Linked DNA regions of Mus musculus: region 1 is linked to region 2. A link is a contact called in ENCODE POLR2A ChIA-PET data. All regions are on one chromosome and are shown on one strand. Each heading gives the region's core, a stretch centred on a gene start or an enhancer-like site at or near the end of the contact. The rest is flanking DNA. Distances are from core to core; before and after follow the strand shown.

The links. ChIA-PET counts read pairs that join two places held with the same protein, here RNA polymerase II (POLR2A).
Region 1: POLR2A ChIA-PET joins it to region 2 with 13 read pairs in Patski. The contact joins the promoter of Mtmr11 here to the promoter of Plekho1 in region 2. POLR2A ChIA-PET finds 5 or more read pairs at or near these places in 2 of 5 experiments (Patski and embryonic stem cell).

Annotation. Positions count from the first base shown.
Region 1 is chr3:96,160,133-96,163,479 of GRCm38, forward strand. Mtmr11 (myotubularin related protein 11) reads left to right here and starts at 1,838. Exons shown (of 17, transcript NM_181409.3): 1 at 1,838-2,126; 2 at 2,497-2,587; 3 at 2,960-3,081; 4 at 3,336-3,347. The coding sequence starts at 2,061. It overlaps Otud7b (OTU domain containing 7B), which reads left to right. Exons shown (of 12, transcript NM_001025614.1): 12 at 1-997.
Region 2 is chr3:95,994,438-95,997,397 of GRCm38, forward strand. It overlaps Plekho1 (pleckstrin homology domain containing, family O member 1), which reads right to left and starts at 1,402. Exons shown (of 6, transcript NM_023320.2): 1 at 1,334-1,402; 2 at 1,085-1,231. The coding sequence starts at 1,360.

The DNA of each region.
Region 1 (3,347 bases), core at 588-3,087, 170 kb after region 2:
GGATTCTAATATTTTCTTCTTGCCCTCAACCTGTGTGGACTGCAGGCTCAATGAGTCACACAGGCACTCGTGTCTGAATATCTTGTGGATACCCAGTCACAAGTTATTGTGTATTGCCTCCTGTGCTTAAGCTGTTTAACAAAATACTATCATGCTTCCATGTACAATTCCTGTGCCCTCTCCTTCCCTTGGCTGTGTGAGTTGGGGGTAGAGGAAGTGATAGAAGCTGTCTAAGCAGTGGGGTGGGAAGGACCTTGGCCTCTTTCTGTGTTTATAACTGGATCTGTGATTCATCCTGTGAGTCACTCAGCTCCACCTTCCTCCTCCAGCTACCCCTCCCAGCAGCCCTTGCTCCTGGCACAAACCTATAACCAGAGCGAGGGTCTGAAAATGGAAAAATCTGACACAGCTCCTTGCCTCTCTATCCCCTTTCCATCCAGTGGACATCTATCTGCATTTGTGCTGCAGGTGGTGAGAGTCTTCCTGTTAACCTAATCCTCAACTGCAGCCCCTTTGTGCTTCTGGTTAGGCGATGATCACATCACTTCTCTCCGTCCTGACCATTCCCTCTATATTCTGCTGTTCCCATACCTCAAGATATTAAAGAACAGAATGAGGCTTTCGGAGGAAAGTGGTGGGGAGAAGAAAAGTAGGTCATGGGATTTTGGCACACCTGTTCCTAAGCTGTTCCTTACTACATACTTTATTCCAGAAGCATTGAGGTGTGTGGTGGGGTGGTGGTGACCAGCAGTCTTTAGGACTTCTACAATCAGGCGTCTAGACCAGCTTGCTAGCAAGTACATACCTGTTTGTTCCAGTCTCTGCTCATGCTAGTTCACTATTTCCACAGTTGCAGCCAACAAAGAGAACTTTGGAAGCTGAGGCTGGAAGGATGTGTGCTGTGGGGAAGGGAGTGTTGAATGTCACGGCCCCCACCTAAGGATTGCTGCCTCTGTACAGACTCAAAAACAATAAAACAGCAGCTCATTAACACCTATTTTGTATTTCATTTCCTGTCTTCTCCGTGTTGAAACATGCTGCCCTCAAGCTGCCCTCCTTAGCATCTCTGTTCAGTGCCCTACAGCCCCATCTTTGCTTTTTAAATTCAGCAGGGAAGGAGGGGGAAATGTGATCCTGGAGCTGAAAAGAGTTTTCCAGTCCTTAGCTTTCAAAGTCCAGAACATGAATCATTCATTAGGAGATCTGGTGACTGGGTTGGAGGGGCGGAGTCATGTACCTGGGGCTGGGCTTTCCATAGGAATAGGTGGCTGCGGGAGTGGGGAGGTGCGCTCGCCGGGCGCAAAGGCTGGTTTAGATATACCACGATCTTTTTCTGGGTTTTCTAGCTCCCGCCCCACTGCCGAGATTTGCACACCAAAATACCTGTGCTGTGTCTGCATCCCAGACACACCAATTTCCGTCCACTCCATTCTGCCCCTGGGCCTGTCACGCTCTCCAGAAAAGGACACAAGGTTCAGTTCCCTTTATGTCCCCTTCTCAACCCGTTAGGTTGTCAGAGGAGGCTGAAAATGAACAAAATCACAAAACCCATGAATAAACGAAACCAAAATAACTGAGTTTCCTAGTGTTTCATCTCTCATTGAAAAAGTATAGAGAGCTAGCCCAAAATGTTTTCATTTAACTACTGCTCCCCTCGTCACACCCACTAATATTCACGAACAGAAAGAGACTAAAATGTGGATGTGGGTTAAGGGAATCTGGGTATCCCCAGTTCCCCCATTCCTCCCATCTTTCTTAAGCTCCTCCATTTCCTTTCTACTTTGAAAAAAAAAATTGCGTATTCTCCTTTAAGGGGCTGGGCATCTTGCCTGTTCTCTTAGAGTCACCGAAGTTTCCAAAGAGCCTCCCCTGTCTGGGCAGGACACACCTTTCAAATAAGACCCCTGGAACTGTGCTCCTGGTATCCGAAATGCCGCTACCGCTGCGTCCTCCCCAGCCTCTTTCTCCCCACCTCTAGGATTTAGCCTCTCCCCAAAAAGAGCCAGCATCTTTGAGGACTCCCACCCTTAGCTGCTCTACTCCCGGATGGAGCCAGGGAAATGTGGTGGGGGGGCCGGGGCCAGAGTTTCAACATTGCCCCCCAGAAGGAGGAGCCAGAGATGGGGGTAAGGAAAAGGAATGGGAGGGTAGCTAACAAGAGAGTGTGAATGGGATGCTGTGGAAATTAAAGGGGAAGGAAAGGATTCAGAGGAGGAGGGTGTATCTGTTTTATCAACTGTTATGGAGCTCGTCTGCCTTTTTCAGTCTCGAGTTGTCTCATTATCCATTAACCAGCCCCTCCTTGTCTTGTCTGCCAGCCGCAGTCAGTGATCTCAATTTCCCTGAGAGGAGAGGAGAGCAGAGCAGAGAAGGGGGGGGGGGGGGGGGGGAAGAACCCGAACAAATGAACTCAATGCGGGTCTCCAAAGGCAGCTACTGGAGAAATCCCAGATTCTGAGTTTAGGGGGTCCCAGATTAACTCTCTCCCCTGCTCAGCTCTCTGGACCGAAGTCTAACCCAGGGAACAGGATGCCGGAGCCCAGCAGTCATCAGCTTGGCAGCTGCCTGGCCTCTGGTTGTCTCCCAGGTAATAAAATGACCTCTCTAGATTCCTTTAAAAGTCTTCCTACCCCATCCTTTTTTGTTTTCACCAAAGATACTCCCTATTCCTTTCCTCGAAGTGTTTCTGAGACTCATTCTCCTGCCTCCTTCCTCAGAGCTTGTGGAAGGCCTGGACATTGTTCATTCTGCTTTCTCACCCCGGCTACCACTTTTCTTATTAACTATCCAAAGACCAGTGAGTGTATATGTGCCACGTTCTATGCAGGGTTTTAGAAGTTAAAAAAAAAAGTCTATTCTTTTCCTTCAATTTTACATCTAAGGATAGACGAGTAGCCACATAGAAGTGTGGGGCAGCATTGGGGATAGTTAGACCTTTGCTTCTCTTTCTCCCTTTTAGGGGAGCATATCCTAGCATGGGCACCAGGACGAAGGAAAGGGCCAGGACTAGACCTGCCTGGAACTCTGATCTGCACTAACTTTAGGGTAACCTTCCAGCCTTGTGGATGGCAGCGAAAGCAGGTGAGGTGATTAGTGTAATAGAAAAGCTTGGTGCGGTGTCCCAGCAGTTGGGGGGTGGGGCGTTGAGATGGAAGACCATGAGAGTTCCAGGCTAACCTAGGCTACATAGCAATGCTCTGTTTTTCTTGTGAATGTATCAGTAAATGGTAGAATTATTTCTATGGAAGCTGCCTTCTACGGGGGAGGGGCGGAGGCAGCAAGGCAAGACAGGGATGGCTGTCATGTCTGTAGCATCAGTCTTGTGCTTCCTTTAGGATACTCCTCTG
Region 2 (2,960 bases), core at 152-2,651:
CCTTCAAGAGGGGCCTGGGGGCTCAACACTAGTTCTCTGCTTGTCTCAGTAGACTGCTTTGAGATGAGTACAGCTCTCCAGCTGCAAGTGTATCTGCTTCGACACCATAAAAGGCTTTATTTACCCAAATACAAGGGCAGAAAACAAGTGTCTAGTGACAAAAGCAGAACAGGTTAGAGCTAAGGGAGGGCTTCCCACTCGGTTGGTTTTGGGTGAGGGCAGGCAAGGGAGGAAGGGCCAGTCTGAAAGGGACAGGAACAGGCCACCATGATCAGACAGTCACAGGGAAGCAAGTTCAGTTTCTCAGCATTCTTGTTATTGAGTCAAGAGTTGGGGCTTCACAAAGGGGGAAGGGATCTGGATTCCACGACCTGGCTTTATATTCTGACCCCATGTGCCGGGCTGTGGTTTCCTGTAAAACTACAGAGCCAAAGCCATGGAGACACACACACAGGCGCTCACAGTCCTAACTCCATTCCCCCTGTCTACAAATAAAGATGGGCAGAATATGAGTTCCTTGAATTTTTTTTTTCTTTTTTCTTTTTACCCTTTAAGTGGAGTGGACGGTGAGGAACAAGCCTGGTTCAGGATGCTAGCTCCTACAAGAATCCGGCATTCACCGCTGCTCTACCCCTGGTCCCAGAGACTGCCTCCAAGTTGTGTTTTCTATGATTTAGGGAGACTGTGCTACTCAGGGGACCTACATATGCCCTCCTCCCTCCCAACCCCCGCAGGAACGGAGAGAGTGGTGGGCTGGGGTGGGGAAGACAGGAAGGATCGAGGGATACGAATACCAGTGTGTAACAAAAACAAACCCCACCAAAACCCCCAACCGTATTTTAGGGGGCCAGAATAGAGGGAGAGGCGGCGGATGTCAGAACTTCTGAGAAAGGTGTCCGCAAAGGCACATCAAATAAGTAAACTCCTAAACCCCACTCAGGTTCTCTCACTCGGGGGTGACTTTTTTCTGCAGACACAGGACTTTTGCGACCCCTGAACTTGCAGAGATGGAGGCGGGGCAAGCCGGAGAACTAGCCGCCGTGGGGACAGGGTCCCGACGGCTCGCGCAAGGGCGGGCGCCTACCTCCTTCTCGGAGACGTAGAGCTGGTCGCCTTTCAGCACCACATAGCGGTTTTTCCAAATCTCCCTGAAAATCCCTTTCCCGCAGAATTTCCGGACCCAGCCGACCTTCTCGGGCGCCGCAGACTGATGGTTTCCATCCGGAGGCCCCTGCCCGGGGCGAGACGAGGAGCGGCGGCTCAGACTGGTCTCTGCGCCCTCCCCGCCCCCCCCGCCAGCCCCAGCCCCATTGTCCGCGCGCCGCGCACTCACCCGCTTGCCGGAGCCGCTCTTCTTCATGGCGGGATCGGGCGGCCGCGCCCGCTGCTCGCTCGGCGGCTCGTGCTAGCCGCAGGCCGGGCCCCCGCTGCCCCCGCCGCCCCCGTCGCCCATGCCCGCCCCCGCCGCACCGGCCCCGGCCACCGCCGCTGACGTCGCGGGCTCCGAATGAAGGGCGGACCGCGGCGCCGCCGCCGTGCGCTCCCCGCCCCCCGCCTTTGTTTCCGACCCGGCACCCGGCGGAGGCGCGAGCGGATAACCGGGAGGCGCGGCGGTGGGGGCGGGCCCGAGGCGTGGCGAGCGGGATGGAGCGGAGGCGCCGTGGGAGAGCGGCCGCCTCGGACCCGCAGACTCCGGCTGGCGGAGCCCCGGGAGTCTCCACTCTCGACCTACTGCCGGGCGGACGTGAGCGCCCCGCGAGGCCTGCGGTAAACACGCGTGCAGCGGCGGGGAGGCCCGGAGGACGCTCGGACCGCGAGCTCTTCTGAGTCCTGTGTTTCTGATGTGGCTTGGAGGGAGCCCAAGTTTGAGCGCGGCTTTCCTCACCACTCCTGGGTCTCTGTTCCCCTACCTGGTAAAAGGAGGATCAGCTGACCCATGAAAGCCCGCGAGGACCCAACTGTGTCTTTTAGGTTCAATTACTACCAGACAGTAAGCTAATAAACCTGGTGTATGGTAAACACAACCACCACGAATGAGTAAAGCCCAGAGCAGGGGAATTATTTTTTCCCAGAGACGTCCAAGATGAAGTGTTGGTAAGTTTGTGGTTTGAGGAGTGGAGGATGTTTGGGCTTTTTGGGAGAGAATTTATCAAGAAAGATACCTCTTCTTAGACCCACCGTGCTTCCCAGTCCTGCAATCTCACTAGCCATATAATTGACTTCTATTTCAGGTGGATACAGAACTTTATGCTTTCAAAATGCTCTTATATTGGCACTTTAGAATGTCGAGTACCATTTTGTAAGGCATATAAGAGTGAGGATATTATCCCTTGGGAAAAGATCAGTCCAGCACAGGGAACCATTTGTCATGCTCAAACTGACACACTGCTGTTACATGAGTTAGCATAGAGGTTTTCTAACCCGGGTCTGCCTTTTAGACTTTGTACACGTGTACACAGCACACTTTGCAGACTACCCCCTACACACACAGCACACTTTACAGACTATCTCCTCCTCATCTCTGTTTGGTACTGGCCTGTTTAAAGGGCAAAGAAATGACTGAGAAAGGCTTTAGGAGGGAGCCTATGTACTAGCATGAGGGCACAGCTGAGGGAATGAGCTTTTGGGAACTTGTTGGCTGAGCAGGTAAGAATGCTTTGGATTATTTTGTCTTTATTTTTTAATAAGACAAGGTCTTTTTTGTTTGTTTGTTTGTTTTGGTTTTGGTTTTTTTCCTAGACAGGGTTTCTCTGTGTAGCCATGACTGTCCTGGAACTCACTCTGTAGGCCAGGCCATCACTGCTGGGCTTATGACAAGGTCTTACACAGCCTACCTATGCTGCTTTCAGACTTGTTACATAGCCAAGGCTGGTCTTGGTCTACCGAGCCTCCTGTCTCCACGTGATTTACCAAGTTTAAATAGGGGCTGAGGGCGTGGCTTGTGGTAGAGTTCTTTGCCT